Linked DNA regions of Homo sapiens: region 2 is linked to region 1. A link is an interaction called in ENCODE POLR2A ChIA-PET data of the cell type or tissue named here. Cell type or tissue: B cell. All regions are shown on one strand. Each heading gives the region's core, and the rest is flanking DNA. Links, peaks and the distances in the headings are about the cores only. Region 1 has its middle 54 kb from the start of AKIRIN2. Region 2 overlaps RNGTT (RNA guanylyltransferase and 5'-phosphatase).

Evidence for each region. Peaks named below come from ENCODE experiments on the same cell type or tissue, not always from the same donor. Only the 100,000 strongest peaks of a DNase experiment are listed, where the experiment ranks them.
Region 2: POLR2A ChIA-PET joins it to region 1 with 12 read pairs; 2 of 35 experiments call an interaction of 5 or more read pairs at or near these places.

What each region holds. Positions count from the first base shown.
Region 1 is chr6:87,748,305-87,764,110 of GRCh38, reverse strand. No RefSeq gene overlaps it. Among named protein-coding and RNA genes, the nearest start is that of AKIRIN2, 54 kb to the right of the region's middle. In B cell, for the core only: no CTCF peak of the experiment used is centred there; DNase peaks (open chromatin) are centred at 7,070 and 9,040; H3K27ac peaks cover 2,316 bases.
Region 2 is chr6:88,755,261-88,771,066 of GRCh38, reverse strand. It overlaps RNGTT (RNA guanylyltransferase and 5'-phosphatase), which reads left to right. Exons shown (of 16, transcript NM_003800.5): 13 at 1,193-1,293. Among named protein-coding and RNA genes, the nearest start is that of RNGTT, 200 kb to the left of the region's middle. In B cell, for the core only: a CTCF peak has its summit at 9,102; a DNase peak (open chromatin) is centred at 9,156; H3K27ac peaks cover 1,725 bases.

The sequences.
Region 1 (15,806 bases), core at 6,154-11,153:
AGGCCAAGTTTAAACATGTCTCCCACAAGAGAGGATGTCAGACAGATTTCGCCATCCCTGAAGCCCCATTTCCCTCTGGTTTCCATGAGATCCCATTTGGCCTTTCATTCCTTTGTTTCCTCAGTACTGAACATGCTGCCTCCCTAACCCACCCCATCCAACCACCCACTAAATCTGGTAACAAATTCTCCTTTTTATTTTTTGAGACAGAGTCTTGCTCTGTCATCCAGGCTGGAGTGCAGTGGTGCGATCTCAGCTCACTGCAACCTCTGTCACCCAGGTTCGAGAGATTTTCGTGCCTCAGCCTCCCAAGTAGCTGGAATTACAGGCGTGCACCACTGCACCTGGCTAATTTTTTATTTTTAGTAGAGACGGTTTTCTCCATTTTGGCCAGGTTGGTCTCGACCTCCTGACCTCAGGCAATCCACCCGCCTAGGCCTCCCAAAGTGCTAGGATTATAGGCATGAGCCACTGTGCCCGGCCCTCCGGTAACCAATTTTAATTCCTCAGTCAAGTTTATCTCCAAGATCTTCTAAATCCTTTCCATCTCTCCTACCTACTCACCCATCTCTCCTACCTACTCACCTACTCATGTTTTGAATACCTTGCTTGTATTCAAAACATGAGATTCTCTAGAGAAAATTGGGTAAAGGACAGATCCAGATCTAAATCCCATTCCTGTCACCTAATAGCTTTGGGGCCTTGAGCAAAATAACTTAGTATCTTAAAGTTTCATTTTTTAACAAATATCTAGGAAGTGGGAATAATATTCCACAATGTTTGGCTGCTAGCACAGATATGCCACATTGTAGGCATTTTTTAAATGTGCAACAAAGGACAAAAAGAAAGAACGTATTCATCATTTGCAGGGATGTGGTGCTATGGCTATAGCAAAGAAATGAACATCATATTGGCTGAGGTGGGCAGATCACAAGGTCAGGAGTTCGAGACCAGCCTGGCCAGCATGGTGAAACCCTGTCTCTACTAAGAAAAATACAAAAATTAGCCGGGCATGGTGGTGTGCACCTGTAATCCCAGCTACTCGGGAGGCTGAGGCAGGAGAATCGCTTGAACCGGGGAGACAGAGGTTGCAGTGAGCCAAGATTGTGCCACTGCACTCCAGCCTCGGTAACAGAGCAAGACTCTGTCTCAAAAAAAAAAAAAAGAAAGAAAGAAAGAAAGAAATGAACAACAAATTTTGACTATATAATTCTTGTAGATGCCAAGATAAACCATGACAGCAGCAGGGTAAGGAGGAATGTATGGAGAGAGAAGTTGGTGTGCAAGGCCTTAAAGAATGATTAAAATATAACAACAGGATGATGAAAGGAAGCTTTCCAATAGGGCCAACATGAGTAGAAGCCTGGGCACGGGACAGCCATGGGACGCTTGAGAGGCAGAGCAGAAGCAGAGCTGAAGGGGGCCTGTTGAGGAAAAAAGCAGAAAATATGCCTGAAAAGATGGAGAAAGGCCAGCTCACAGATGAGACTAAAATGAAACCCAGGTTTCCTCTGGCTTCTGGCTTTATCTCCATGGCCTTGAGTCTTCCTTTCTCTGTAAGTGAACACTTTGGGATGCATCATCTCTAGGCATGTATCTGTACCTCAATTAACCCAGCCCTGGGAGTGGTATAGCCCACACCTTATCCAAGTAACTAATTAATGTTTGTAAAATCCAGATGCCACCTAAAATAATTATTATGAGGATGTTGCTGGAGATTTTGCAGATGCCTTGGCTTAGCCCTGGACCTGCTGACAGAGGCAGGGACCTCCCACTCTGCTCCCTGGCCTTGCTGCACTCCACTTGTTCCTTGAATGTTTGCTTACGTCATGTGGAGATAGTTGGAAAGTATTTCCAGTGATTCTACATTTGCAAACGTTCTTGAAATCTTGGCTTCTGTATAAAGCGGCTTGGGCTTAATTTTTTTTTAAGTAAATTCAAGACAAACTTCTATTTGTCCTTAGTTTTCTACTTCTTTGAATCTCAGTATCCTTGATTAGGTTATGATAATAATATCAATACGAACTCTAGATAAGTAAAATAATACTAGTACTAATGCTGACTAGGTGCAACGTGTCAGGCATTTTACTTATATCACCACATGTATTCCCCACAATAATCCTATGAAGTAGGTACTACTATTATGAGGATAATAATTTGACAGATGAGAAAACCGAAGCATAGACATAAGTGGCTTGCCCAGAATCACAGTTAGAAGTGGGAGAGTCAGAAGTCAAACCAGGCAATCTGCATTCAGAGCCCATGCTCTCAACCAACTTGCCATACTACCTGCATAATAAATGTCAGGATTCTTACTTTACAGACAGGGAAACTGAGTTGTGAAATAATAACCAGAATTGCCTGAGGTCACTGAATGAATGAACCAGTAGCAAAGTCAGAACACTCTGGAATCCTGGATCTTTCTTGGCCCAATTTTCTATCCATCAATCTACATAAAGACATTTCCTCTGTCATTATCATTATTCCTTTTGGGTTTTTTTTGTTTGTTTTTTTGTTTTTTTGTTTTTTTTGAGACAGAGTTTCACTCTTGTTGCCTAGGCTGGAGTGCAATGGCGCAATCTTGGCTCACCGCAACCTCCACCTCCCGGGTTCAAGCGATTCTCCTGCCTCAGCCTCCTGAGTAGCTGGGATTACAGGCATGTGCCACCATGCCCGACTAATTTTGCATTTTTTGTAGAAACAGGGTTTCTCCAGGTTGGTCAGGCTGGTCTCAAACTCCCGACCTCAGGTGATCCACTCGCCTCAGCCTCCCAAAGTGCTGGGATTACAGGTGTAAGCCACCGTGCCCGGCCTCATTATTCCATTTTTAATAGATCTCAAGGCTATAAGACTTCTGCTGGAAGAAACAAAAATCAATTTCAAAAGCAAAGTTGCCCCCTGAATAAAATGCTATTTTCCTGAAGCTCAGGATTCCTAAGCAAAACAGAAATCAATCAACTTCGACCTTCTGGCACACCATAGAGTGAACTTCACATGGTCTAAAGTCTAGAGAAACAGACAAGTCCTTCCTCTTGCTTAGGAGGTCAGGGAACATGAACATCAATGGATGAGACCGCAGGCCTCTCAAGCTTTTTCAGTGCCTAAGGTTATAACATGTAAAGACACATATAACATTTTTTTAAAAATCACTTTTAAACACTTGAAGCTTCATGGGTTCTGTTTAAATCCCAAAGTGATCATTTATCCTGCCTTATCCTTCCTCCTTAACTGGAGAAGAAAATAGGATTTGGGAAGCAAAATCAAGCTCTCCACATGGGAGTTGCCTGCAGAACTGACATTCTCCCTGGCTCTCTAATACATGTTAGAAATGTTGAGGTCTGGGCTGGGCTCAGTGGCTCATGCCTCTAATCCCAGCAATTTGGGAGGCCGAGGTGGGTGAATCACCTGAGGTCGGGAGTTCGAGACCAGCCTGACCAACATGGAGAAACCCTGTCTCTACTAAAAATACAAAATTAGCCATGCGTGGTGGCACAGGCCTGTAATCCCAGCTACTCGGGAGGCTGAGGCAGGAGAATTGCTTGAATCTGGGAGGCAGAGACTGCAGTGAGCCGAGATCGTGCTACTGCACTCCAGCCTGGGCAATAAGAGTGAAACTCCGTCTCAAAAAAAAAAAAGAAAGAAATGTTGAGGTGTGGCCAGGTGTGATGGCTCATGCCTGTAATCACAGCACTTTGGGAGGCCAAGGCGGGCAGATCACCTGAGGTCAGAAGTTCAAGACCAGCCTGGCTAACATGGTGAAACCCTGTCTCTATTAAAAACTACAAAAATTAGCCAGGCGTGGTGGCAGGCGCTTGTAATCCCACCTAGTTGGGAGACTGAGGCAGGAGAATCGCTTGAACCCAGGCGGTGGAGGTTACAGCGAGCCGAGATTGCACCATTGCACTCCAACCTGGGCAACAGAGCGAGACTCTGTCTCAAAAAAAAAGAAAAAAAATGTTGAGGTGCTACTCCTGTATGTTACAATTCTATAAAACTGTATCTAGTTTCTGACTTAAGGGCTTATTGGTGTCTCTGATAGTTATGACAGTTTTCGAATAGGAAGATCAGGCTGGTCTGGACTGCCCTGAAACAGCAGCTACAGGAAAATGTGAAGACCTTATAGAGGTGGTTTCATCTCTAAAAGGTAATAGTCCTAAAACAGGCTCTGGGGTGTTCTCATGAACTACAGCTACCCTTAGAAATGACATGCTTCCAGGACAAGGGATATAAGGCAGTCAGTTTTACTAGAGTCAGCCAAGATTGAAGTAATAATAGAAATTTCATGTGGCCTGTTCAGTCTGTGGAAAATAGTCCAAAAGTTTCCCTACAGCTGCCAACCAGAAGCCCTACTAAGAGCCAAAACCAACAACTGGAAACAAAGATGCCAAAACCTTATTTCCCTCTCTGTGTTGTGTTATTTTGTGTTTTTTACTTTTCCCTTGGCATTTTGAACTTAGATGTCAGCCCTGGTTGATATAAAAGCATGAAGCTTTCCTGCTACAGCATGTTCAAAGACAGTGCCATTGAACACAGTGACCATCTGCATGGGGTAGGAGGATGCTGTGAAAAGCAGTTATTTCCACATGCACGTAAATGAGGGTTTTTCAGGAGTATGAAATAATCATTTTCAGTTTAGTTTTCAGTTCATGTGCAATCTGACTTAACTTCCCCATATTGAGGATATACTGATTATGTTAATTTTTTTCTTTCTTTTTTTTTTTTTTTTTTTTTTTTGAGACGGAGTCTCGCTCTGTCACCAGGCTGGTGTGCAGTGGCACAATCTTGGCTCACTGCAACCTCCACCTCCCAGGTTCAAGCAATTCTCCTGCCTCAGCCTCCCGAGTAGCTGGGGCTACAGGCGCCTGCCACCACGCTTAGCTAATTTTTGTATTTTTAGTAGAGACGGGTTTCACCATGTTGGCCAGGATGGTCTCGATCTCTTGACCTCATGATCTGCCTGCCTTGGCCTCCCAAAGTGCTGGGATTACAGGCGTGAGCCACCATGCCCCGCCGATTATGTTCATTGTTACTATGTGCTTGACACAGTAAAATGGCAAGCCTAATTTAGGTTAATGTCCTTTTTAGCAAGGAACAGCTATATGGAAATTCATTAGGTGGAAGATGATGTCTTTAGGAGGACTGTCATTCTAGAAGTTGGCTACTGGGGAGCCCTTCCTTTCAAAAACTAAGATATATCCTTTATCAATACTCAGGAAACTATAGCTCAGCTTTTCTCAGATACATTTAATTATTTTATTTTATTTTATTTTATTTTATTTTATTTTATTTTATTTTATTTTATTTTATTTTTTGAGACGGAGTCTTGCTCTGTCACCCAGGCTGGAGTGCAGTGGTGCGATCTCCACTCATTGCAACCTCTGCCTCCTGGGTTCAAGCAATTCTCCTGCCTCAGCCTCCCAAGTAGCTGGGATTACACTTCCACCCGGTGGCTCACGCCTGTAATCCTAGCACTTTGGGAGTCCAAGGCAGGCAGACTCCCACCACCACACCTGGCTAATTTTTGCATTTTTAGTAGAGACAAATTTCACCATGTTGGCCATGCTGGTCTCGAACCTCAGATTATCTACCCACTTCAGCCTCCCAAAGTGCTGGGATTACTGCACCCAGCCTTTTTTTTTTTTTTTTTGAGACAGAGTCTGGCTCTGTCGCCCAGGCTGGAGTGCAGTAGCACGATCTCAGCTCACTGCAGTCTCTGCCTCCCAGATTCAAGCAATTCTCTTGCCTCAGCCTCCCAAGTAGCTGGGATTACAGGCATGTGCCACCATGCCCAGCTTATTTTTTTGTATTTTTAGTAGAGATGGGGTTTCACCATGTTGGCCAGGCTGGTTTCTAACTCCTGACCTCAGGTGATCCGCCTGCCTTGGACTCCCAAAGTGCTAGGATTACAGGCGTGAGCCACCGGGCAGAAGTGTATGTTCAAACAAATACATCTTCAGAGTTAACAAAAGAAATATAAGCATGAATTTGCTCATAAATATTTCCCATTTCCTGACCTTCCTATAATTTGGCTTTCACTTAGGTTTTTAATTCTAATACAGAGAGTGCCAGGCACATAGGAAGCAAACAAAAATATATTGAAATGAATGATGTCATCCATGTTGAGCCAAACATATTATGTATATAATTAATAATAGCATGAGTTAAATTAATAAGACAGAGAAATGGTCAAAAAAAAAAAATACCATGGCTGGTCACAGTGGCTCACCTGTAATACCAGCACTTTGGGAGGCTGAGACGGGCGGATCACTCAAGGCCAAGAGTTTGAGACCAGCCTGGCCAATATGGCAAAACCCCATCTCTACTAAAAATACAAAAATTAGCCAGGTACAGTAGCACACGCCTGTAATCCCAACTACTAGGGAAGCTGAGGCAGGAGAATCATTTGAACCTGGGAAGCGGAGGTTGCAGTGAGCTGAGATCACACCACCACACTCCAGCTCAGGTGACAGAGTGCAAAACAAAAACAAAAACAAAAAAGGCCGGGCGTGGTGGCTCACTCGTATAATGCCAGCACTTTGGGAGGCAGAGGCTGGCAGATCATCCGAGGTCAGGAGTTTGAGACCAGCCTGGCCAACATGGCAAAACTCTGTCTCTACTTAAAATACAAAAATTAGCTGGGGCATGGTGGCACACACCTGTAATCCCAGCTACTCGGAAGGCTGAGGCAGGAGAATCACTTGAACCCAGGAGGCAGAGGTTGCAGTGAGCCGAGATCACACCACTTGCACTCCAGCCTGGGCGACAAGAGTGAAACTCCGACTCAGGAAAAAAAAAAAAACAGCATCATAAGCACAGCTCATTCCTAAAGGAAAAGATCACCCCTAATTTGAAAAGGTTTCTGGGCTCATTATCTTACTTTTCTTAGCTCATCATACATGTGCAATGTTTGGCCACCCTGTACATTAATCAGCTCTTACAACATCCCTGTGAAATAAGTAGATGAGGAGTATCATTAGCTCCATGTGGCAGATGGGGCAAACCAAACATGTGGAAATTAAATGACTCACCTAAAGCCACCCAGAAGCCAATGGAGGAAGTGAGATTAGAACCCACAAGCTTCTGCTTTCTGTGCAACCAACCCACAGTCCCCCATTGTGAAGCTGAGCTTGCTCCCAGATTGCCACCTGAGACGCTGGTCCTACTTAGTCACTAATGAGCAACATCCTTGCTCTGGGTGCCAGGGTGGAGAGAGAAGGCACCCGAGCCATGTTTCCTATCCTCAGAGAAAGAAAAATATCCAAACATCTTTAAACTTAAGTTTATTTTTCCCTTCTCAGTACGTAGATAAATAGTAAGTAATTTGAGAAGAAGCTTTATCTTAAAGAAAAATAAGAGATTCAAAGGACAATTGCAATGGGCCTTTTTCAGATTAAAGGGATCTAAAACATTTCTGTTCAATGAGCTTGAAATGAAGTTCAAATTCAGTTCATAAGCTTATCTCCAAATTTCATTTTTTAAAGTACCTCAAACATAAACTCCCACTCAACTCGATCAAAAGCCTCTCCTGCTTCAAGAGACAGAGCAACAATCAGCCCCCTTGTTCATTTAGCCAAGTCAGTGTTCTTAATCAGCATAAAAAACAACAGGAGCCAACGGGTGGTTTTTTAATAAAAAGTGGTTTGATGAGGCTCCAGGCTGGTGGCAGCATTCTCAGCCCAGAAAAATATGAGTCGGGTCCTCAAACACGCAAACAGGCCCAAGAACAGGGACCCACTCCAATAGCCGATATTTATTCAAGCCTCAAACCCTCTATTATGTACTAACTTCCACCTCATCTCCCTGCTTCTCCCTGCTCAGCATTCCACATTTCCCACCCTCGTTTGGATCAAGGTTCAGTGCCCCCTTTCTCACTCCCAAAAATATGTCATTTGGAATTTTCTTCCCTTCCCTTCCCTCTCAGCAATTTGGTGCTAAAGCCTTTAGGTGGGGCAGAGCAGGATAACATCTGTGACTAATGAGGGAAGCCACCGTGGTCCAGAGCTGGGTGTTGGAGCCCCAGCAGGGTGAGAAAAGTGTCTGCACAGGAGGGCTGCTTGCTGTGTGGTGTCAGAGACTGAACAGGATAGGACAGTGTTCCTGCAGGGGCAGCCTGGCTTGGGGTGGCAGAATCCCAGTGGAGTGAAGAGGGTGTCCCCATGGAAGGGTGGCTGGGTATAAAGTTTCAGAGTCCAGGTAGAGTGGGAGGACATTCCCAGGATAAGAGCACAGAAGGAGAATAGGACACTAGTTACAAAGAGGAGATTAGTCAAATAAGTAACTTATTAAGGATAATGAAAGCCAGGTTTCCCATTGTTGGAGGAGGGAGTCACAAATATTGAAACAGAAATCTGGAATGAACCCTGTAGTTGTCCAGTTGAAATTGGAAGTATCTAAATGATGTTATGGTCTTCAATATATTTATATAGATATAGGAATAAATATAGCAATGTGTGCATGCATACATACATACATATTGTAGAAGGTAGAATAGTAGACCCCCAAAGATTCCTGTATCCTAATTTCCAAAACCTGTGAACATGTTACCTTACATGGCAAAAGGGACTTTGCAGGTAAGATTAAGTCAAGAACCTTGAGATAAGGTTATCCTGGATTATCTGGGTGGGTCCAATATAATAACAAGAGTCCTTATAAGAGGGAGGCAGAGGGCGGGCACTGTGGCTTACACCTATGATCCCAGCACTTTGGGAGGCCGAGATGGGAGAATCGCTTGAGCCTAGGAGTTTGAGACCATCCTGGACAACATGGTGAAACCCCATCCCTACTAAAAATACAAAAATTAGCCTTGCATGGTGGCGCACGCCTATAGTCCCAGCTACTAGGGAAGCTGTGCTGGGAGGATCACCTGAGCCTGGGAGGTAGAGGCTGCAATGAGCTGTGATTATAGCACTGCACTCCAACCTGGGCAATGGGAGTGACACTCTGTCTCAAAAAAAAAAAAAAAAAAAAAAGAGGGGTGGGGGTCAGCGTCAGAGAAGGAGATATGACAACAGAAGCAGAAGTGAAAGAGACAGATGTTAATTTGAGAATACTATGCTGTTAGCTCTGCAAAATGGAGGAAGGGGCCACAAGCTAAGGAAGGTAGGCAGCTTCTAGAAGCTGGAAAAAGGAAGAAAAGGGATGCCCTCCTGGAGTCTCCAGAAAGAACAGCCATGTTGACACCTTGATTTTAGGGCTTCTAACCTTCAGAACTAGAAGATGATGAATTTGTGTTGTTTTAAGCTGTTAAGTTTGTAATACACATACTGTTATATTGGGTAGTTCTGTCCAGTGAGAGCTCTTGGGAGATGCAATACCCCAATAGCAATGAGCACACCTAGCTGATAAATACCTTTCTCCATTAAAAGGAACCATGGCTCTTCAGAGGAATGGCTGATTCAGGGCTGAGACAGGGGAAATACAAGACAAGCCTGGAATATATTTTCTTTTTTCTTTTTCTTTTTCTTTTCTTTCTTTTTTTTTTTTTTTAGACAGAGTTTCACTCTTGTCGCCCAGGCTGGAGTGCAATGGCACCATCTCGACCCACCGCAACCTCCACCTCCCAGGTTCAAGCGATCTCCTGCCTCAGCCTCCCGAGTAGCTGGGATTACAGGCATGCGCCACCACGCCCAGCTGATCTTTTATTTTTAGTAGAGATGGGGTTTCTCCATGTTGGTTAGGCTGGTCTCAAACTCCTGACCTCAGATGATCTGCCGCCTTGGACTCACAAAGTGCTAGGATTACAGGCGTGAGCTACCGCGCCCGGCCACCTGGAATATATTTTCATGTCAGAAAACAAGAAGTTCTCAGCATGGTGAGGGCTTGTCAAAAGGACACAGGAGTCAGCTTGAAGAGGCTGCTATTAAGACAAATCAGAGACAACTTGCATCAAAATAAATAATAAGAGTAATACATTATAAACCATTGAATAAAATAGAGACGTGAGTCCCTAATGATATAAATTAGCAAGTAAAAATTAAATGTTTGCTTAAGAATGGGACATTTTCAGATGATGGGTGCACCAAAATCTCACAAAGCACCACTAAAGAATTTACGCATGTAACCAAATACCACCTGTACCGGAATATCTTACGGAAAAATTAAAAGAAAAAAAAAGGGACATTTAAGGCCAGGCCGGTGGCTCACACCTGTAATCCCAGAGCTTTGGGAGGCCAAGGTAGGCAGATTGCTTGAGCCCAGGAGCTTGAGACTGGCCTGAGCAACATGGTGAAACCCCGTCTCTACCAAAAATACAAAAATTAGCTGGGTATGGTGGCGTGTGCCAGTAGTCCTAGCTACTTGGGAGGTTGAGGTGGGAGAATTGCTTGAGCCTGGGAGGTCAAGTTTGCAAGGAGCACCACTGCACTCCAGCATGGGCGACAGAGCAAGACCCTGTGTCAAAAATAAAAAAAAAAAAAAGAATGGGACATTTAGCTAGTTTCAAACTATCACTCCACAAAATACTAATTAATTATTTTACAAAAGGAAAGAAGTAGCTTTATAGTAAAACAAATTGGCAGATAACATTTTAGTCAGGTGATCGGAGTGAATATTATCAGTAATGGAACAAATGAAAATAGTGTGCCATCCGATATGATGCGATGAGGAAAACACAGCATCCCCTCTGTGATATTCCTGCCAAAGATACACAACCTGAACTTAATCATGAGGAAACATCTGACAAAACCGAACTTAGGGGCATTAAACAAAACAACTGGTCCATATTTGTCAAAAGTTTTAAGGCCATAAAGCCAAGTAATGACTGAGGAATTCCTCCAGACTGGAGAAGATTAAAGAGACATGACAGCTAAAGGCCACATGTGATTCTGAACTGAATTTTTTGCTCTAAAGGAATTTGGCAAAACTTGAATGTGATCTGAGTATTAGATGGTAGTAATGTATCAGTGTTAATTACCTAATTTTGGTGGTTGTATTGTGGTTATATAGGAAAATAAAGTATTGAGGTATTATGAGGAATCAGGTTGGATTGGCAAATTACTGTCATGGTTCTGGAAAAAGAATTGTACTGTGTAACTTTTTTGTAAATTGGAGATTATTTCAAAGATTTTAAAATATATATCATCAGATCCAAAATCCTTTTCTTATACTATCAGTAAGTCTTCTCCATTTAACCATTGATTCATTTCTCCTAGTAGAAATGGATATTTCTCATTTTTTCCAGAATCAGAGCACCTTCTGGCCAGGTAACTTAATCAGAGCATGGCCAGAGCCCGGGGTGCAAAATCTGGCAGGAGTAACCACAGCACTGATTGAATACTGGGCGGTAGGAGATGGTGAGGAGAGGTGGGATAAAATGGTTTTCAAAGGCAGTCAGAATGCTCTTGCTTCACTTTTTTATTTTTTTTCCTTTTGAAGCTGGGACTCCCAGGCTAGAGTGCAATGGCGCAATCTCGGCTCACTGCAACCTCTGCTTCCCGGGTTGAAGCGATTCTCCTGCCTCAGCCTCCGGAGTAGCTGGGCTTACAGGCGCACGCCACCACACCCGGCTAATTTTTTTATTTTTAGTAGAGATGGGGTTTCATCATATTAGCCAGGCTGGTCTCAAACTCCTGGCCTCAAGCTATCCACCTGCCTCGGCCTCCCAAAGTGCTGGGATTACAGGCATGAGCCACTGCGCCCACTTTTTTTATTTCCTCACATCTGATTAAAATACCCAAGTCCACTGTGGAGTGTCAAGAGGAAAACTTGAGTATCATCTGTTAGCGTTTTTGTTTTACAATCAATTTAATCTCCCTAGGACAGTCTATTAGAAAAAAGGCAGACGGACCTAGTTCTTAGACTGTCACTGTTTCCAAACCCCAGCTCTCCTTTTCTTTAGCTTCACTCAGCAGATTAATCCTATTTCACTTGTGTGTTTATGTGAATACACAAATTTGCAGCCATTGAGCTGTACCTAGACAAGCCCAAGTGATATTTCAGGATTCAAAGAAACCTGGTAGGGCGCAAAACACAGTTCGGCTCCCTCCCCCTCCCCCTCTCCCTCTCCCCTCTTTCCACGGTCTCCCTCTCCCTCTCTTTCCACGGTCTCCCTCTCATGCCCAGCCGAAGCTGGACTGTGCTGCTGCCATCTCGGCTCACTGCAACCTCCCTGCCTGATTCTCCTGCCTCAGCCTGCCGAGTGCCTGCGATTGCAGGCGCACGCCGCCACGCCTGACTGGTTTTCGTATTTTTTTGGTGGAGACGGGGTTTCGCTGTGATGGCCGGGCTGGTCTCCAGCTCCTAACCGCGAGTGATCCGCCAGCCTCGGCCTCCCGAGGTGCCGGGATTGCAGACGGAGTCTCGTTAACTCAGTGCTCAATGGTGCCCAGGCGGGAGTGCAGTGGCGTGATCTCGGCTCGCTACAACCTCCACTTCCCAGCCGCCTGCCTTGGCCCCCCAAAGTGCCGAGATTGCAGCCTCTGCCCAGCCGCTACCCCATCTGGGAAGTGAGGAGCGTCTCTGCCTGGCCGCCCATGGTCTGGGATGTGAGGAGCCCCTCTGCCTGGCTGCCCAGTCTGGAAAGTGAGGAGCGTCTCTGCCCGGCCGCCATCACACCTAGGAAGTGAGGAGCACCTCTTCCCGGCCGCCATCCCATCTAGGAAGTGAGGAGCGTCTCTGCCCGGCCGCCCATCGTCTGAGATGTGGGGAGCGCCTCTGCCCCGCTGCCCCGTCTGGGATGTGAGGAGAGCCTCGGCCGGGCCGCAACCCTGTCCGGGAGGTGAGGAGCGTCTCTGCCCGGCCGCCCTGTCTGAGAAGTGAGGAGACCCTCCGCCTGGCAACCGCCCCGTCTGAGAAGTGAGGAGCCCCTCCGCCCTGCTGCCACCCCGTCTGGGAAGTGAGGAGCGTCTCCGCCCGGCAGCCACCCTGTCCGGGAGGGAGGTGGGGGTCAGCCCCCGCCAGGCCAGCCGCCCCGTCCGGGAGGGAGGTGGGGGGTCAGCCCCCCACCCGGCCAGCCGCCCCGTCTGGGAGGTGAGGGGCGCCTCTGCCCGGCCGCCCCTACTGGGAAGTGAGGAGCCTCTCTGCCTGGCCAGCCGCCCCATCCGGGAGGGAGGTGGGGGGGTCAGCCCCCCGCCAGGCGAGCCGCCCCGTCCGGGAGGGAGGTGGGGGGGTCAGCCCCCTGCCCGGCCAGCCGCCCCGTCCGGGAGGTGAGGGGCGCCTCTGCCCGGCCGCCCCTTCTGGGAAGTGAGGAGCCCCTCTGCCCGGCCACCACCCCGTCTGGGAGGTGTACCCAACAGCTCATTGAGAACGGGCCATGATGACAATGGCGGTTTTGTGGAATAGAAAAGGGGGAAAGGTGGGGAAAAGATTGAGAAATCGGATGGTTGCTGTGTCTGTGTAGAAAGAAGTAGACATGGGAGACTTTTCATTTTGTTCTGTACTAAGAAAAATTCTTCTGCCTTGGGATCCTGTTGATCTATGACCTTACCCCCAACCCTGTGCTCTCTGAAACATGTGCTGTGTCCACTCAGGGTTAAATGGATTAAGGGCGGTGCAAGATGTGCTTTGTTAAACAGATGCTTGAAGGCAGCATGCTCGTTAAGAGTCATCACCACTCCCTAATCTCAAGTACCCAGGGACACAAACACTCTGCCTAGGAAAACCAGAGACCTTTGTTCACTTGTTTATCTGCTGACCTTCCCTCCACTATTGTCCTATGACCCTGCCAAATCCCCCTCTGCGAGAAACACCCAAGAATGATCAATAAAAAAAAAATAATAAAAAAAATACAACAACAAAAAAAAAACAGTTCGAAGTAGAAATTAGACTTGTCCGTGCCCAAAAGGTGCCAAAAAACATGCCACCCATTAAAAATACATAAATGTCTTGTCTAAATAATAGCTATAAAAGATAGTTTGGGGACTATACAGAAATATAAATATGGACCCCGCATTGGAAATTAGGGATTTTTTTTTTTTTTTGTGAGACGTAGTTTTGCTCTTGTTGCCCAGGCTAAAGAGCGTGATCTCGGCTCACCGCAACTTCTGCCTCCTGCGTTCAAGCGATTCTCCTGCCTCAGTCTCCTGAGTAGCTGGGATTACAGGCATCCTCCACCACGCCAGCTAATTTTGTATTTTTAGTAGAGATGGGGTTTTTCCATGTTGGTCAGGCTGGCTCAAACTCCCGACCTCAGGTGATCCGCCCGCCTCGGCTTCCCAAAGTGCTGGGATTATAGGCATGAGCCACCGAGCGCAGCCTGGGAATTATTTCTTATTGTCTTAGATGTGATACTGCTGTCTGGGTATGAAGGAGAGCATCTTTAATTTTTGGAAATGTGTGCATGTGTGTTAAAGTATTGCAGTATAAAATATCTGTAATTTTCTTTAAAATGGTTCTGAAAATGTATATATACACATATACATATATATGAATCAAATATGGTGAAATGGAAAAATGTAATGATTGTTGAATCCCGGTGCTAGGGATATGAGTGCTCATTATACTGATTTTGCAGGCTTCTAAACTCCTAGAGTGAGTTTATCTTCCATATTTTCACATTATTTCTCCTTACCTTCTCACAAGCCTGCCTTAAAAAGGACTTTTTTTTTTTTTTTTTTTTTTTTTTTTTTTAGGCCAGGCGCGGCGGCTCACGCCTGTAATCCCAGCACTTTGGGAAGCCGAGGCAGCGGATCACGAGGTCAGGAGATAGAGACTATCCTGGCTAACATGGTGAAACTCCGTCTCTGCTAAAAATACAAAAAAATTAGCCAGGCGTGGTGGCGGGCGCCTGTGGTCCCAGCTACTCGGGAGGCTGAGGCGGGAGAATGGCTTGAACCCAGGAGGCGGAGCTTGCAGTGAGCCGAGATCGCATCACTGCACTCCAGCCTGGGCGACAGAGCGAGACTCTGTCTCAAAATTTTTTCTCTGGGTTCCAACGATTCTCCCGCCTCAGTCTCCCGGGTACCTGGGATTACAGGCACGCATAACCACGCCCGAGTAATTTTTGTAATTTTAGTAAAGACGGGATTTCACCATGTTAGCCAGGCTGGTCTTGAACTCCTGACTTCAGGTGATCCGCCCGACTCGCCCTCCCAAAGTGCTAGGATTACAGGCGTGAGCCACCGTGCCCAGCCAAAAGAGATTTTTTGAGAATTGTAGATGTCATCCTGTACTGCATACATTTTGGGAATAATTTAGCTGCTTTGTGCCTATACCAGGTTCTTTCGGAGGTACTCAAAATCATTATGCTCCTACTTTTTTTTCTTTTTCTTTTTTTTTTTTCTTTTTTTGAGACGGAGTCTCACTCTGTCGCCAGGGTGGAGTGCAGTGGCACAATCTCGGCAAACTGCAACCTCCGCTTCCTAGGTTCAAGTGATTTTCCTGCCTTCAGCCTCCCGAGTAGCTGAGACTACAGGCACGTGCCACCATGCCCAGCTAATTTTTGTATTTTTAGCGGAGACGGGGTTTCACCATGTTGGCCAAGTTGGTCTCGATCTCCTGACCTCATGATCTGCCCGCCTCAGCCTCCCAAAGTGCTGGGATTACAGGCTTCAGCCACCGCGCCTGGCCTTTTTGCTTTTTTTGAGACTCACTCTGTCACCCAGGCTGGAATGCAGTGGTGCAATCTCAGCTCGCTGCAATCTCTGCCTCCTACTTTTTTTTTTCTTTTTTTTTGTTTTTGTTTTTTGAGTCTTTCTCTGTCACTGAGGCTGGAGTGCAGTGGTGCAATCTCGGCTCGCTCCAACCTCCGCCTCCTGGGTTTAAGCGACTCTTGCATTTCAGCCTCTGGAGTAGCTGGGACTACAGGCGTGTGCCACAACACCCGGCTAATTTTTTTATTAGACACAGGGTTTCATCGCGTTGGCCAGGCT
Region 2 (15,806 bases), core at 7,121-12,120, 1.0 Mb before region 1:
TAGAAAATGAAAAAGCCAAAGACTTGTAGAAAATATTTGTAATACATATATCCAACCAAGACTATTTATTTACAATATGTAAGTAACTTCTTACAAGGCAGTAATGAGTCAAACAGCTCAGTGCAAACAAGAGTAAAAGATTTGAACAGACACTTCACCAAAGAAGGTATACAGATAGCAATAAACAAAAGAAAAGATCTTCACCATCTTTGTGTCATTAGAGAAATGCCAATTAAAATGATGAGACACACACTTTAGAAAGGCTAAATTAAGAAGACTGACAATGCCTAGTCCAAGGCGGATATGGAGCAAATGGACTTCTCATTCATTTCTGGTAGGAATAGAAAATGTTACAGTTTGACAGTTCTTACAAAGCTAAACATGCATTTGCCATGTGATACAGTCATTCCACTCTCCTAGTTATTTACCCAAGAGTTAGGAAAACATGTCAATACAAATGTTCAGAGCAGCATCATTCATGATAGCCAAAAACTGGAAACAACCCAGATATCCATCACCTTGTAAATGTGTAAACAATTTGTGGTATATACATACAATGGAATCCTAGTCAGCAATGAAAAGGAACATACTACTAGTATATGCACCAGGATAGATTCATCTCAAAAATCTTACATAAAGTGTTTCTTTATTTTTTATTTTTAAAGTATTTCTTATGTAGCTAGAAAAGGTACAACTGTAGTCGTAGAAAGCAGATCACTGTTGCCAGAATGCTGACGGAGGGAATTGACTGCAAATGGTAGCAAGAAATTTTTTCACATCCTTGAAATGTTCAATATCATGATTTTGGTCATGGTTACGTAACTGTATATATTTGTCAAGATTTGTTGGTTAATTTTATTCATTATAAATTATCCCTCCATAAAGCTGAACAAGAAAAAAAAGCATTTTTAAAAATGAAGCTTCTTTTAAGTCATAGGAAGGTTGGATAGAATCACTGGTTTTATTCTTTTTCTGGACTTTCACAAACAAGGGTCTACATGTCTTTGGTAGGAAAAGAAGAAAGGTCATCAATAAGAAGGTAGATATCTAGCCTGACTTGTTGGTTGAAGATTAAAATTATGTTTAGAAAAGAAGTAATTTTGCTTAATAAAAAGTTACATTAGGTTTAATACATTGAATGTTTAATTTTTAACTTCTTAGTAACGATTGTCATCATTTTAATTGGCTTTAGAAATACAAACCTGGTCGATGTGATGATATTTTGAAATGGAAGCCTCCCAGTCTGAATTCTGTGGATTTTCGTCTAAAAATAACAAGAATGGGAGGAGAAGGGTAAGTATGCACTTTTGTACTTTTTGCATGAAATAATACTGTTTGTGTAAGGCTTCACCTTTTACAGGGTATTTCATATATACTTTACAATACTTTAAAGAAAGAAACTAAAATACTTTATTTTACAAGATATTTTACATATATACTTATACAACAATTTCGTTTTCAGAGATTACTCCTTTGACCTGTGTCAGCTAACATATAGCAGTTTCCTTTAAAGTTTACTGATCTTTGTTTTAAAATCATTTTCATTAATATAATTATATTAATAACAACAATATAAAAGGTAATAATAATATTAAAAAACGAATTTTGGCTGGGCGTGGTGGCTCATGCCTGTAATCCTAGCACTTTGGGAGGCCAAGATAGGCAGATTGCTTGAGCACAGGAGTTTGAGAGTAGCCTGGGCAACATGACGAAACCCCCCTCTACCAAAAATAGAAAAATTAGTTGGGCTTGTTGGCACATACCTGTGGTCCCAGCTACTCGGGAGGCTGAGGTGGGAGGATTGTTTGAGCCTGGGAGGCAGAGGTAGCAGTGAGCTGAGACTGCACCCTGCTGCACTCCAGCCTGGGTGACAGAGTGAGACCACTTCCCCCGCCGCACACCTCCCCCCAAAGAAAAGAACTTTGTTAAATTGTAAAGTGAAAATTTTACTAAATTTTGAGATTTTACTGAAAAATAATTCTCTTATATGAATTATAGATCTAGATATAAGATATGATCATTGGTATTATAATTAAGCATATCGAAATAAGTCTTTTTTACTTTGAAGGAAATTACTTCATGTTTGCATTTGCAGAGCAAATATTTTCTATACTTTTGTAGGGTAAGTTAACTGTTGACTTTCATTAAGATTTTTTATAATGTCTATTAAGTGTTAATTTTTAAATTTATTGGTTAATCTTCCTTTTATGACTTTTTGGTTGCTATCTTAGAATAAAAGATGCTTTAGCATGAATATTTTCAACATTTTTCCAAAGCCTTGTTTTTATTTCACTTTTGTTCTATAACTTTTTAAGTATCTTGGCTAAGTAAATACATTACAACAAAATAAGAAATCCTTAATCAAGGAAATCAGAAAGAGAAAGTAAATAAGATAATACTAGCAAAGAGATTAAAGCTTACCAGTGCATCCTGTGAAATTTTTACTTATCAAAGGTAAAGCACAGATAGCATTTTTGCTAGCTGATGGAACAGGGGATATATGGAGTCCAGACTCCAAAAGATTAAAATATATTAAGAAACTATGCATTATCAAAGAAAGGAAACTGTGCATTGTGGTGAATCTTAAGTGAAAAGGTGGGTTTAATAAAGCATGTGGGTATTCGTTTTCAAACAACAGGGTATTTAACATTTTATTTGAGGCTGGGTGCAGTGGCTCATGCCTGTAATTCCAGCACTTTGGGAGGCCAAGGTGGGAGGATCACTTGAGGCCAGGAATTTGAGACCAGTCTGGGCAAAATAAGGAGGCCCTGTTTCTAAAACAAACAAAAATTAGCCGGGTATGGTGGTGCATGCCTGTGGTTCCAGCTACTTGGGAGGCTGAGGTGGCAGGATTGCTTGAGCCCAGAGCAAGTCTCTGTCTCAAAAAAAAAAGAAAGAAAAAGAAACACACACACACACACACACACTATCCCTAAATGTTTGTGGCTTAATTTACAATTGGGACTTAATGGCAAAAAGTTGTTAGAACAATTATCTGGAACCCCCAAGAATATATTGAGCTCTATATGAGTCTGATTATAATCCAAGGATAGATAAATTTGAGGCTATAGGAATAGCTGGAATACACACACAGGAATGACTTTCAGGATAGTTTCAAAAATGTCTTTCTCTTATCTAAACATTGGATAAATATTGATATGTTGAACATTCAAGATTAGTCTTCCTGACAAAGTGCCCAGTGTACAGATTTTCTCAGTTGCCAGTCAAATGTGGGATTGTTTATCACTAATCATGCAAGTTGGGTGTAGGTTTGATATGTTCTTCTGGAAGTGCCTTACAGAAGACCATCTCACTATTAGAAAAATTGAGGCTAAGAAACTAATTCTAGTGGGGCTACGCTGTTTTTTTTTTTTTTTTTTTTTTTTTTGACACAAGTGAATATAGTTCTTCGAAAAATAAGACTTCAAAGATGAAGTAAAATTTTGTTAAACTGCTTCATTACTAAATCTTCTATTTTTCTTAATGCTATATTTGTATTTGGTTAAAGAGTATAGACTCTCGGATTGTTTCATTGGGTTTTTTAAAAACAACTTACTTTTGCCTTTTACAGTCAGTTCTTAGTGGCACTTAAAGGCTTCCTGAGGCTAAACATAGAATACTCATTTCTCTAGTAGTAAAAAATGTTATTTTTTCTTGCAGTTTCCTATTGTAATTAAACATAGCATGATGTAATTCAGTTTAGTAGTTTGTCATCCTAGTTTTGCCTTTATTCATAGTACGTTTTAAATATATTTTGTTCTTTTAAAATTTTACCTATTTAATGTCTTCTTCCTAAAAAATGGAATTACTTTTGAGTCTAGTGCATCTTTAAAACTCATCCAAATGTTTCTCTAAGGTGATTTTCAGATAGGAATATGCAATTTACATCAGTGTATGTACATTATTTGTGTAATGGGAGTCAATTTTCAAAAATAGAATATTTAATATGAAATATAACATGGTAACTATTACATAAAACATATTCGGTTAGCCAGAGTAATATGCTTTTTCTAAATGTAAAGAATGTTGTGCATTATAGCAGTCTTTACTGAATAAATGAGTTTATATCTAATGCTTAGCATTAACTCAGTATTTTAGAGAACACTGTAAGAAATATGTCTATACTAGTTCGAAAGGGGAGTAGCTATGTCTCTGAATCATTAAGCATGCACTAGTGAAGTGGGACTAAGCTGTTAAAACACCATGAGAGAAGCTCATATCTTTGATTGTACTTCCAAATATTTCTACAAAGCCTAAAATGGAATAGAATATCTTGAAGGTATAATATAAATAATAGTCTTTGAAAATGACTGCAGTAGTTTTCTAAGAAATGAAGACTTAGGCATTCTAGGTATGTTTTTGAGTTTGACTTTAATGAGGTGCTAATAGTATAGATTTCTGTTAGATTGAAATTTAATACAAATAGAAAAATCTGTTCTATGTGTTGAGTGCCCTGTTGATGGCAATTAAAATCCATACTTTGCTCTTCTTATCTCCTATTATCATTTCTGAAAATTTGAGATATATTAACATTGATTTATCATGGCCTAATATAACTTTTGTATATCTTAGCAATTTATATTGTGTTGAGTTTTATACACAATATAGATTTTCATCTGAGAGCTATTTGTTGTTTTAAAAACATGATGGCTTTATATTAACTAACTTGTGACCTAAAACCATGGTCATTGTCAAAAGCTAGAATTACAAAAGTAGTCTGTACTCTGGAAATTGCAAACTCTTGAGTACAATGTCAGTGATATATAGTGATTGGTATAAACTTATTATTTGTATAGAATAGTATTTTAGAGTTCAGGTTTTAAAGCTGGACTGCCTAGGTTATCTCCTTACTGTCTGTGTGATTGAGCACATTACTTTTTTCTGTGTGTCAAGTTCTTCATCAATAAAATAAGTTGGCCTCATAAGACGTCTGTAAGGATTAAATAAGCTAATGTATGTAAAATGTTTAGAACAGAACCTGGTACATGGTAAACGTTTAAATATTTGCCATTATTTTTATTGTTTTAATCAAAACAAATTTAAAAGTGCATCTTCCCTTCTTGCTGCCTCTGCAATACTACCTGTTACTTGCTGCACTAAGTCCAACTTTCTGTGTGAATCATTTCCTATTTGATTCCAATCTCTGTTAATTTTCTCTTTTAAAATGCATATATCTTTAGCTTTTTTGTGTAATTTGTCATAACTGTTAAACACCTGGAGAGCAAGAGCACAGCAAAGTCAGTAACTTTTCATTATAGAGGTTTTTGTAACAAGTCTCTTAAAATAACCTTGACAGTATATATACTGGTATATATAGCATATAGTGGTTAAGAACATAGGTTATTGGCCAAGTTTGCCCAGAACCAAATCCAAGTTCCACTACTTATTTGCTGTGTGGTCTTGTTAACTTAACCTACCTAACCTTCCTCATCTGTAAAATGTCCACAGGAATAATGTTTATTTTGTAGATTTGTTGTGCTGAAGATTTATGTATACTCAATATTTAATTGCATGGGTAAACAAAGTAAATATAAGTCTGCCTTTATAGAATTTACAAGCTAATGGGCTAAGATGAAAAAATAATACTACTTTATCAGGTTTTGTGGGGATTAAATAAATGATGCATGTAAATTCAGCATAAAACTCAATAAATAAATGTTTGCTTTAAAAAATGGTTATAATTATTAATTGAACCTCAGCAGAATGTATGGTTAAGTCATGGATTAAAAACATAACTCTGTATTATCAAGTGGAAAAAAAGTGCCCTGAATGAAGAAGCCTCACTTTGCTGTGAAAATATAAAAATTTTTGTCCTTCTAATAAAAAATATACATTCTAAAACAAGAATGAAATGTAATTTTTTTTTTTTTTTTTTGAGATGGAGTCTCACTCTGTCTCCCAGGCTGGAGTGCAGTGGTGGGATCTCAGCTCACTGCAAGCTCTGCCTCCTGGGTTCAGGCCATTCTCCTGCCTCAGCCTCCCTAGTAGCTTTGACTACAGGCGCCTGCCACCATGCCCGGCTAATTTTTTGTATTTTTAGTAGAGACGGGGTTTCACCGTGTTAGCCAGGATGGTCTCGATCTCCTGACCTGATGATCCACCTGCCTTGGCCTCCCAAAGTGCTGGGATTACAGGTGTGAGCCACCGCACCTGGCCCAAAATGTAATTTTTTACCTATCACATTGGAAATAATAACATTGTCCCTTTTGGTTAGAATGTGAGCAAATAGGTACTCTCCTAAACTGTTTGGTAGGAACAGAAGTTGGTACAACTCTTTCAATGGGCATTAAGGTAGTATATGTCCTGAGAAAATATGCTCCAATTTTGTGAAAGGAGAGATGTTGTTTGTCTTCTACATAGTTGTATTCTTAGTACATAGCATGGTGACTTGTTTATAGTAGGCACTCCAGAAATATTCAGTGATGGAATGTATATACAAACAAATAAGAATATGTAAAAGTATGTGTATAATAATTTTATTGAAGCATCATTACAATAGTGAGAAACTGGAAATATTCAATGTCTTTTTCACTGTAAAAGTCTTTTGTAAAATATAGTTGTATACATGTGTCTTCCTGTATGTGTTTCCAGGAAAGTTGCTAATAGTATTCTAAAAATCTCTAATAGTATCTTTTAGAAATTGGTCTAGTCTGTTGAGATACAAGATTTCCTAGAGCTTTGAGGTTGAACTCAGACCTAGCATCTACATTTGTTGTTTGATTTTACATTCACACATAGTTGTGTGATGTTAATAGACATACCAGTTTGGATTTAATTAAAAACAGAAACACAGCAAATATTTTAACAGAATGAATTTAGTTGAAGAATTGTCTGTTACGAAAGAACTGAAGAGATGAAAAAGTCTTGCAGAGGAAGCAAGCACTGCAGGAAGCGTCTACCATGCAGCGAACTGGGGTAATGAAGAAATGAGGGTAGATTATTAAAATTTAGAAGATTGGAGGAGGCCTTATAGGGTTCATAAGAAGCCAGTTGCTGCCCAGCTGTCATTCTTGCCACAAGATCTTGGAGGAAGGATTCAGAGGCTCCAGACAATTGATATACTGGGTTATAAGGCCCAAGTGGCAGAGCAGCTTATACTATAGCATGAACTTGCTGCAGAGCCATCTTTTGTTCTGATTTCAACTTAAAAATGGTAGCCTAACAGGTTCCTTGGTCAATGAGTTGGAGTACTGCTTCAAAATCCACAGTGATTGTTAATCTTTGTAACGTCCTTTTTAGTATCCACTGATAGTGCAAGTAGAGTAACTTGTCTCTGACACCTTGGAGAAGCTATCCTGATAGGCTTCCAACCATTGGACCCCTAGAAATCTTACTTAGGCAATGGGCTCTTAATTTTTGTGGGTTTTATGTCTTCTGTCTTACATGTGTCTTAGCAAGATGTCTAAAGAACTTTATACTTCCTCTTTATCACTCTTAATAAGTACAAAATCATCAGCATTGTTGATCAGTGATTTGTTCTGTGTAGTGTCAGAGTGACCACTGTCTCTGAAAAAAATTAGAAAGACGATAACAAGTGAGAGACAGAAATTGGAGTCCTTACACATGGATGTTGAGATTGTAAGTTGGTGCAGCCAGTGTGGCAAACAGTTACATAGTTCCTCAAAATGTTTAAGATAGACTTACCATGTGACTCAGCAATTCCACTCTCAAGTATATACCCAAGAGAAATGAAAACATATGCCCACACAAAACTTGTACGTAAATCTTCTTATCAGCATTATTCATAATAGCCAAAGGGTGGAAACAACCCCAAATATTTATCAACTGACACATGGATAAATACGCAAACAAAATAACTCTTCCACCAGGCACAGTGCCTCACTCCTGTAGTCCCAGCACTTTGAGATGTCTGAGGTGGGCATAGTGCTTGAGTCCAGGAGTTTGAGACCAGCCTGGGCAACCTGGTGAAACCCCATTTCTAACAAGAAATACAAAAAAAAAAAAAAAAAAAAAAAAAAGCTGGCCATGATGGCACATGCCTGTAGTCCCAGCTACTTGGAGGCTAAGGTGGGAGGAACACCTGAGCCTGGGGAGGTTGGGGCTACAGTGAGCTGTGGTGGGGCCACTGCACTCCAGCCTGAGTGACAGAGTGAGACCCTTCCTTAAAAAAAAGGAAAAAGAAAATACCTTTCATTTAGACGACTGTAGTGGATCCTCTTAAGCAAAGAGACTCTGGATATTATGCCAGCTGGATTTCAATTCAAGCTCTGCCACTCTTTACTCAGGTTCTCTCTCTGTTGCTTGTGTTTCTGTAACTTCATTATGTGGATAATAGTGCCTACCTCGTGTGGGACTTTAATGACATAATACATGTAAGTCCTTTAAACTACTGCATGTTACATAATAAATACTAAATATATATTTACTATTTTTTAAAAAGACCACTGTCTCTGTAGATTCTACTGTGGCAGAGAGCAGAAAAGCAGTATGCTGTGGCTGCAAGATATACTATTGGTCATTCTAGGCAAAGGCAGATGTCTTCTGATAGTACCACAGATTGGTACAGAGAAAAAAGTATTTGCCAACTTGTATATAAGATTTTAGAGGCTACATTGATTGGTTTCGTTAAAGACAGCACATCTGAAATGGCAGCTGCACTTGGTTTAACATGATTAAATTTATGATAATCAAAAATCATTCTAAATCTCTGATGGTGGTACTAATTTTTGTATTTCCCTTGGAGATATGTTACTGCTTTTGGTTTATTTCCCTGGTAGGGAAGGCTGGTTGAAGGGGCTTTTATTTGGCCTTTCCTAGCATAATGACCCTTATTCCGTGGGTCAGACAGCCAATGTGGAAATTCGTTTTCCAAGTATTTCTCTTCCAGTTATACATCCAGTAACTGGAAAATAACCGCAGGTTGTATTTGTGGACATACCGTCACACTTAGATTTAAACTTGAGCCAGTAATCCATTTATCACCTGATTACCCTAAGCTCTCCATTTAACTTACGGACTGCAGTGGCATTTTGGGTTCCTGGCAATTCGTGTCTGTTTAAAGTAAGTGTCTGGTAATCCCCTAGTGGTCTGGGTGTTCTTTCTTTTGGATTATAATTTTTTTATTAGATTTTTCTTTTGAAAGAAAGAACATCCGTACCACTAGGGGGTTACCAGACACTTACTTTAAACAGACACGACCACTAGGGGATTACCCATCGGGGATTACCAGAACAATCACTTTAGCAAATGCTGCTCATCCTTTGAAAAACTGTTGGAAGATTTACAGCAAGGGTCAGCACTTTTTTTCTATGAAAGGCCAGATAGTCAATATTTTAGGGTTTGTTGCCTATGTATCTCAACTACTCAAGTCTACCATTGTGGTGCTAAATCAAAGCTAGACAATATGTGTATGAGTGAGCATGACTGTGTCACAGTGAAACTTTATTTACAAAAACAGGTGTGAGGCCAGATGTGGCCTGTAGACTATAGTTTGCCAACTGTGGATTTACAGTACTGTACATGGTTGTAGTAGTATTGCAATACCTTCTTTAAGGGGATCTGGCCTCCCACTTGTATTGGGAGGCTTAGGTATTTTTGTTGTTGTTTGTTTGTTTTGAGATAGAGACTTACTCTGTTGCCCAGGCTGGAGTGCAGTGGTGCAATCTCAGCTCACTGTACCGTCCACCTCCCGGGTTCAAGCGATTCTCCTGCTTCAGCCTCCAGAGTAGCTGGGATTACAGGTGCCTGCCACCATGCTGGGCTGATTTTTTATAATTTTAATAGGGGTGGGGTTTCACAGTGTTGGCCAGGCTGGTCGCAAACTCCTGACCTCAAGTGATCCACGTGCCTCGGCCTCCCAAAGTGCTGGGATTACAGGTGTGAGCCAACATGCCTGGCCAGAAGGTTCTGGTTTGTTAACCAGGTAAGGTCTGCACATTTAAAACTGAGAAATGCTAGCTTCCTAGCAAGCAGAATGGAATATATAGAATTGACTGCATGGTCTCCTTTACTTCCTATCGGAAAAGTCTTTTTACTCTGCTGACTAGAGTGTATGTGTGTGTGTGTGTGTGTGTGTGTGTGTGTGTGTATTTCTTTTGCTTCAATTCATTAAAAAAAAAAATAGAATGAGCTGGGTTTGGAAGCTGAGGCAGGAGGATTGCTTGAGCCCTAGGAGTTTGAATCCAGCCTGTGCAATACAGCAAGATCTCATCTCTGGGAAAAAAAAAAAAAAATCGTTTTCTCATGCTTATTTGAATTAGTGTTACTCTTTTTGAGAAGGAAATTGTGGTGGTAAAATATTTTTCTGAATGTTGAAGAACTGTTCTTATATAAGGAAGGATTAAGTATGGGGGAAAAAGTCTTACTACTTTGCTGAGCAGCATTTTTCTGTTTTCTACCCTCTGCCTCTTTCACAAAATGAAATGTTTAATTCTTTCATTTATATTTTATTTAAAAATTATTTTAAAGAAATAGACATAAAACACTAATGTAATCACTATTATTATAGTATGCTTAATGACTAAGCTATTTGGTATGTAGCTGGTTGTATTTTTTTATGTATAATATAGCTATTTTTATTATTTAGCAAATGACCCATAGTAACTGCTTTCTTATTTGAAAATATTCTCATCACCCAAACATATTTTAAGACAAATGCTTCGTTGGCTTTCAGTCTTTGAATGGTTACTACTGTTAACATTCTTGATTATGTTTTACTTCCAGTGTGCCTAGGAGAGGCAAGGAGGAGCTGTGACTGAACTCTTTTCAGTTCCTTTGCCTGGTTATCTCTTGGGTATTAGTAACTCTTGTTTCCTCTGTTATTTCATCCTTCCTGCATTCAGCAGAAAATCTTTCCCAGGCCGCTTACCAAAAACCAACATCATAATCAAAGTGTCTACAAGTAACTAGTAGGAGAAAAGGAGCATGTGGCTTTAAAACATCTACTTATGACCTCACTGGAGTCAAATTACTTATTTTTACTTGTTAATTTACTAAATAGAAGTATATATCACCTTTGTTTTATAATTTGATTCTTTGGAATTTAATTTTCATATTCATTTTAACACTATTCTTTACATTAGTACCTTTCGCTTATGTGATTTTTCTCAATTAATATATATTTTCATTAATTGCAATTTCTCTAAGTTACCTTTTATGTTATAAAAAGCTTGTTACCTGGTGGATATTATATAGATTAAATATTAGTTAAATTCCTACTTTGAATCACATTGAAGTTGGTGGGGGGGAAAATGAAGTAACTTAGGAACATAGGATTTGAATGCAGACCCTCATGAGAGATGAGATGGGAAGAACTGCAAACAAATCTTGAACTCCTTTTTTATTAGGTTTGTTTTTTGCTGTAATTATGGTTGTGAAACGCCAAACTACTTTAGAAGTGTTGTAGGATTGAGCAAATGGGTACTGATGTTGGGAGTCAGGGTTCTCAGTGAGGAAGGAGAAAGATACAAATATGAAATGGAGGAAGGCAGTGAAGAACTCTGTGAGATGGATTAGAATTTTTAAAATATTTGAATATATATGTTCACATGTATGTGCATGTATATGAATACATATACATGATTGTGTTTGTGTATGTAATATGTGATACACATAAACTCATTTCCTAGCTCTGTCCACTGACAGGACCTATAAGCAGAGGCACCCTGGTAATAATAAGCATATCCAGCACGAAGATTTTGGTGTCTAACACCATTCCTCACCAAAAAGAACCAGAGATCTTCAGAGAAATGTCTTATTCTAGAGCCGGGTAGGGAGGATGCAGGATAGGCATAGAATACCTTCTTATGCCAGAAAGTAAGAAAGTACATCCCCAACCCAACAAAAACAATGTATGTCGAAAGGATGCAGGAGCCAACTTGAAGGTGCTCCCACTGGCCAGATCTGGGATATAGTGTGGACACCAGAAGGACAGTAATGAATTATGAACTTTGCTAAAAATAGGAATCTATGAGTCCATACTGCCATACTGGTAATAAATGAGCAGAAGAGATGGTTTAGCTTTTAGCAGAATGCTGATTGGTAAATGTTCTGAGTCCTGGATTTGGAAAATTATTTTGCCACCACCATAGTAAAGATCAGCTCTAGTGAGAATAATCAATGGAGTTAATGGGTGAAGCACACCAACATGGCACATGTATACATATGTAACAAACCTGCACATTGTGCACATGTACCCCAGAACTTAAAGTATAATAAAAAAATAAATAAATAAAATACAGCAAAAATAAATAAAAAAGAATAATCAATGGATGCTAAGTCTGGGAGGGAAATTTTTATAAGATATTTTCATGGTTGTAAATGTCTTTCTGTGGATTGCTTATAACTTGCAAGGGCAAAATAATAGACTAGAGAGTTGAGAAATTGGACAACCCCTTACTAGCTTATCAGAGTTAACATCAGCAGTGAGGATAAAATGAACATTATGTACTAGTTCAGTACTATACCTAGCATTCTGACTATGGGTATCTAGCTCTAATCTGATAATGAGGAAGCATTAAACAAATCCCAAATGTGGAACATTCTGTGTTTTTTAAAGGGTCTCTGTATTATTCAAATATGTCAGTTTCATCAAACAAAATCTGAGGAATTTTTACTTAAAATATACATAATTTCAGATGGTCAAAAACTACCTGGAGCAATAGACACCTTTCGACGAAAGTATAATAGCTCTGAGGCTTGCCTTGTGTACTTGACTATCCCCTTCTTGGTTGAGCGTTAGTTCATTTATTCCTTTCTGTGTACCGGGCACTGGAGTGTATTCAGTGATTATTTTCTAAATTGAATTTCTGAATTACAATTATCACAGCAGTTATAAAATTAATTTTGGTAATTTCTTATCAAAAATTGTAATTATTAAGGAACAATTCACAAACACTTTTGCCAAACGTTAATCACTTAAGGGCTTTTTGTTTTTCTCTCTCTTACGAGGAGGGAGCATTGACCTTTTAAAATGAAGCAATATAGAGACAAAGACTATCAAATAAGTAAAAACAATCTGAGATAACTGAATTTGAAGCACAGAAGAAAAAACAGATATGAAATCATTTAAAAATAGTTTTGAAATCTTTTAAATCACTTAAATAACCATGTGTCTGATGTATGGTATACTGAAACTTAAGATAATGCTTATATGACAGATGAAGATTGCCTAAGACTGTTACTTAAACATGTAACAATAGGAGTAAAAGTTGCTTTTTGGAATCTGAGGTTGGAAAATTTCAAAGAGTTTAGAATTAACTTTCAAAAAATTTAGCTACATGGTTGGCCTGTCAAAACTTATAGTGTGACTTCAAATCTTATAGTGTGACTTCAAAATATGTCTTTGTCTTTTCAACCAAATGTATTTTGTTATGTTTTGTTATTTGTTCCTACTTTCATTGAATTTAATCAGAAAATTTAGTCTGTAAAATCTTTTGAAAACATTTTGTTAATCTTGTCTATAACATCATATGTTGTCTTTTCTGGATATTTCTTAGACATAACAACAGTGAAATTATTTTTACTATTTAAAGAATACAACATTTTCTCTTTGATTATGCAATTAAGTATTAAAGTTTATATTAGTAAATTCCTTTACTCTCTTTACTAGCTCTACCCCATATAAGAGATACTTGAAGCCTTACATTATAATTAAGTTTGCTTTGCATATTTAATACCTTTGTATTTAGATACTAGGTTTGATTTCTCCAGATATACAATTGATATTTCTGTCACCCAAATCATGCTTTTTGTTATTAAATCATGTACTTCTTTTTATTGCTTTTAATCCTAAATTCATCCTAGCTTGATACTAATACTACCTGTCCTGCTTGCTTTTCCTTGAATTTGTTGTGGATCTTTTCTCCCATTCATGTATCTCCATCCTTTTTGTTTCACTGTGGTAGGTCATTGCCAAAACTATCATGCTGAGATCCTCTGGTTTTCGGACATAGCAAATACATGATCACATATCCTCAGGGACCAGTAACTGATATACATTTATAGTGTATCAGTGTGTGGTTACGTGTTTGATGACTAGTCCTTTTGTGAAATTAGTTGGTAATGTAGCAGTGTGGCATAGTGGATGTTAGTTGTTAAAACTGAAAAGTGGTTCATTAAAGACAATTTGTTTTTTTGTGATAAAATTGTGTAATTTTTTTAGGGTTTTAGTCTGAGGATACAAGAGTCATAAAAAGCTAATAACCTTCACTCTCCCAACCTGTCCATCCAGCGTTTTCCTTGACCTTCACTCTGGACAGTTTCCCCGACGTTGCTAGCACTTAGCTCCAAGTGAACAAACTAGAGTAAACCCCAAAGCCATGTTTTTTGAGTTTTCCTGATTTGATGCTGTCTTGTTAAAACCTGGAGGTTATCTATTAAGAATGTAATTATAAAGCATAATTTGTATGTAGTCAATATAGTCATTATTTTCAAGCATCAAACTCAATCCTTCATTGGAAAAATTCCTTTACTTTCTAAGTGTGTACTTGAAAATATAGTTGGTTTTATTTAACTCAGTCTGTAGCCTCTTATTTTTAACACAAGAATTTAGTCCATTCAACATTTGTATGCTAAAGTATGTCGCTTTATTCCTTCTACTTTGTTTATTAATTTTACCTCTTTTTTGTTTGCTTGAGATGGAGTCTCACTCTGTCACCCAGGCTGGCATGCAGTGGCATGATCTTGGCTCACTGCAACCTCCGCCGCCCTGGTTCAAGTGATTCTCCTGCCTCAGTCTCCCGAGTAGCTGGGATTACAGGCGCGCACCGTCACGCCTGGCTGATTTTTGTATTTTTAGTAGAGATGGGGTTTCACCGTGTTGGCCAGGCTGGTCTTGAACTCCTGATCTTGTGTTCCCCCTGCCTCGGCCTCCTAAAGTGCTGGGATTACAGACATGAGCCACCAAGCCCGGCCTAATTTTACCTCTTTAACTTTCCTTTTTAAAAAATTGTTTCTGTGTGATAATTGGTATTAGTTGCATTTTCCTCTTTGTTAACCTGAACTGTCTATTAACTTTTCATTATATTATTGGTTACCTTTCCTTTCCTTATATTCATAATCAGATATATTTCTCTGTTATTACTTGAAAATAAAGTACCAACTCTCCCCCACCAAGATGTTCTTTTTTTTTTTTTTTTTTTTTTTTTGAGACGGAGTCTCACTCTGTTGGCCAGGCTGGAGTGCAGTGGTGTAATCTTGGCTCACTGCACCCTCTGCCTCCCAGGTTCAAGCAGTTCTCTGCCTCAGCCTCCTAAGTAGCTGAGATTACAGGCGCCCGCCACCATGCCTGGCTAATTTTTGCATTTTTAGTAGAGATGGGGTTTCACCATCTTGTTCAGGCTCGTCTTGAGCTCCTGACCTCGTGATGCACCTGCCTTGGCCTCCCAAAGTCCTGGGATTACAGGTGTGATCCACTATGCCCAGCCTCAAGATGTTCTTTTCATCCTCCCCTCATCATATAGAAATTTTAGAATAGTTTCTAATACCTTACCTTTCTTCTTACTTTAGAAGTCTTTGGCATGCTTTTATTCTCACCACCCATTCCCCCCTAGCTTTTATTGGAAAATTTTACTGGAACATTTTCCCCAACCCAATCCCTACAGGTATTACTGAAAAAACTTAGTAGTTTTTTTTTGTCGTTGTTGTTTGTTTGTTTTATGAATTTCTCTTACAGACATGAATGTCACTTTTATTTCAAGAATTTTTTTGTTTGGATCTTGTTTTGTTTGGATCTAAATTGTTTGGATCTAAATTTAAATTGGGTTCAATTTAAATTTAATGGCATTTATATACTGCAAGATTTGTCACCTACCACTTTTTCCTTTTCTTCATTTTCTCTTTCTTGT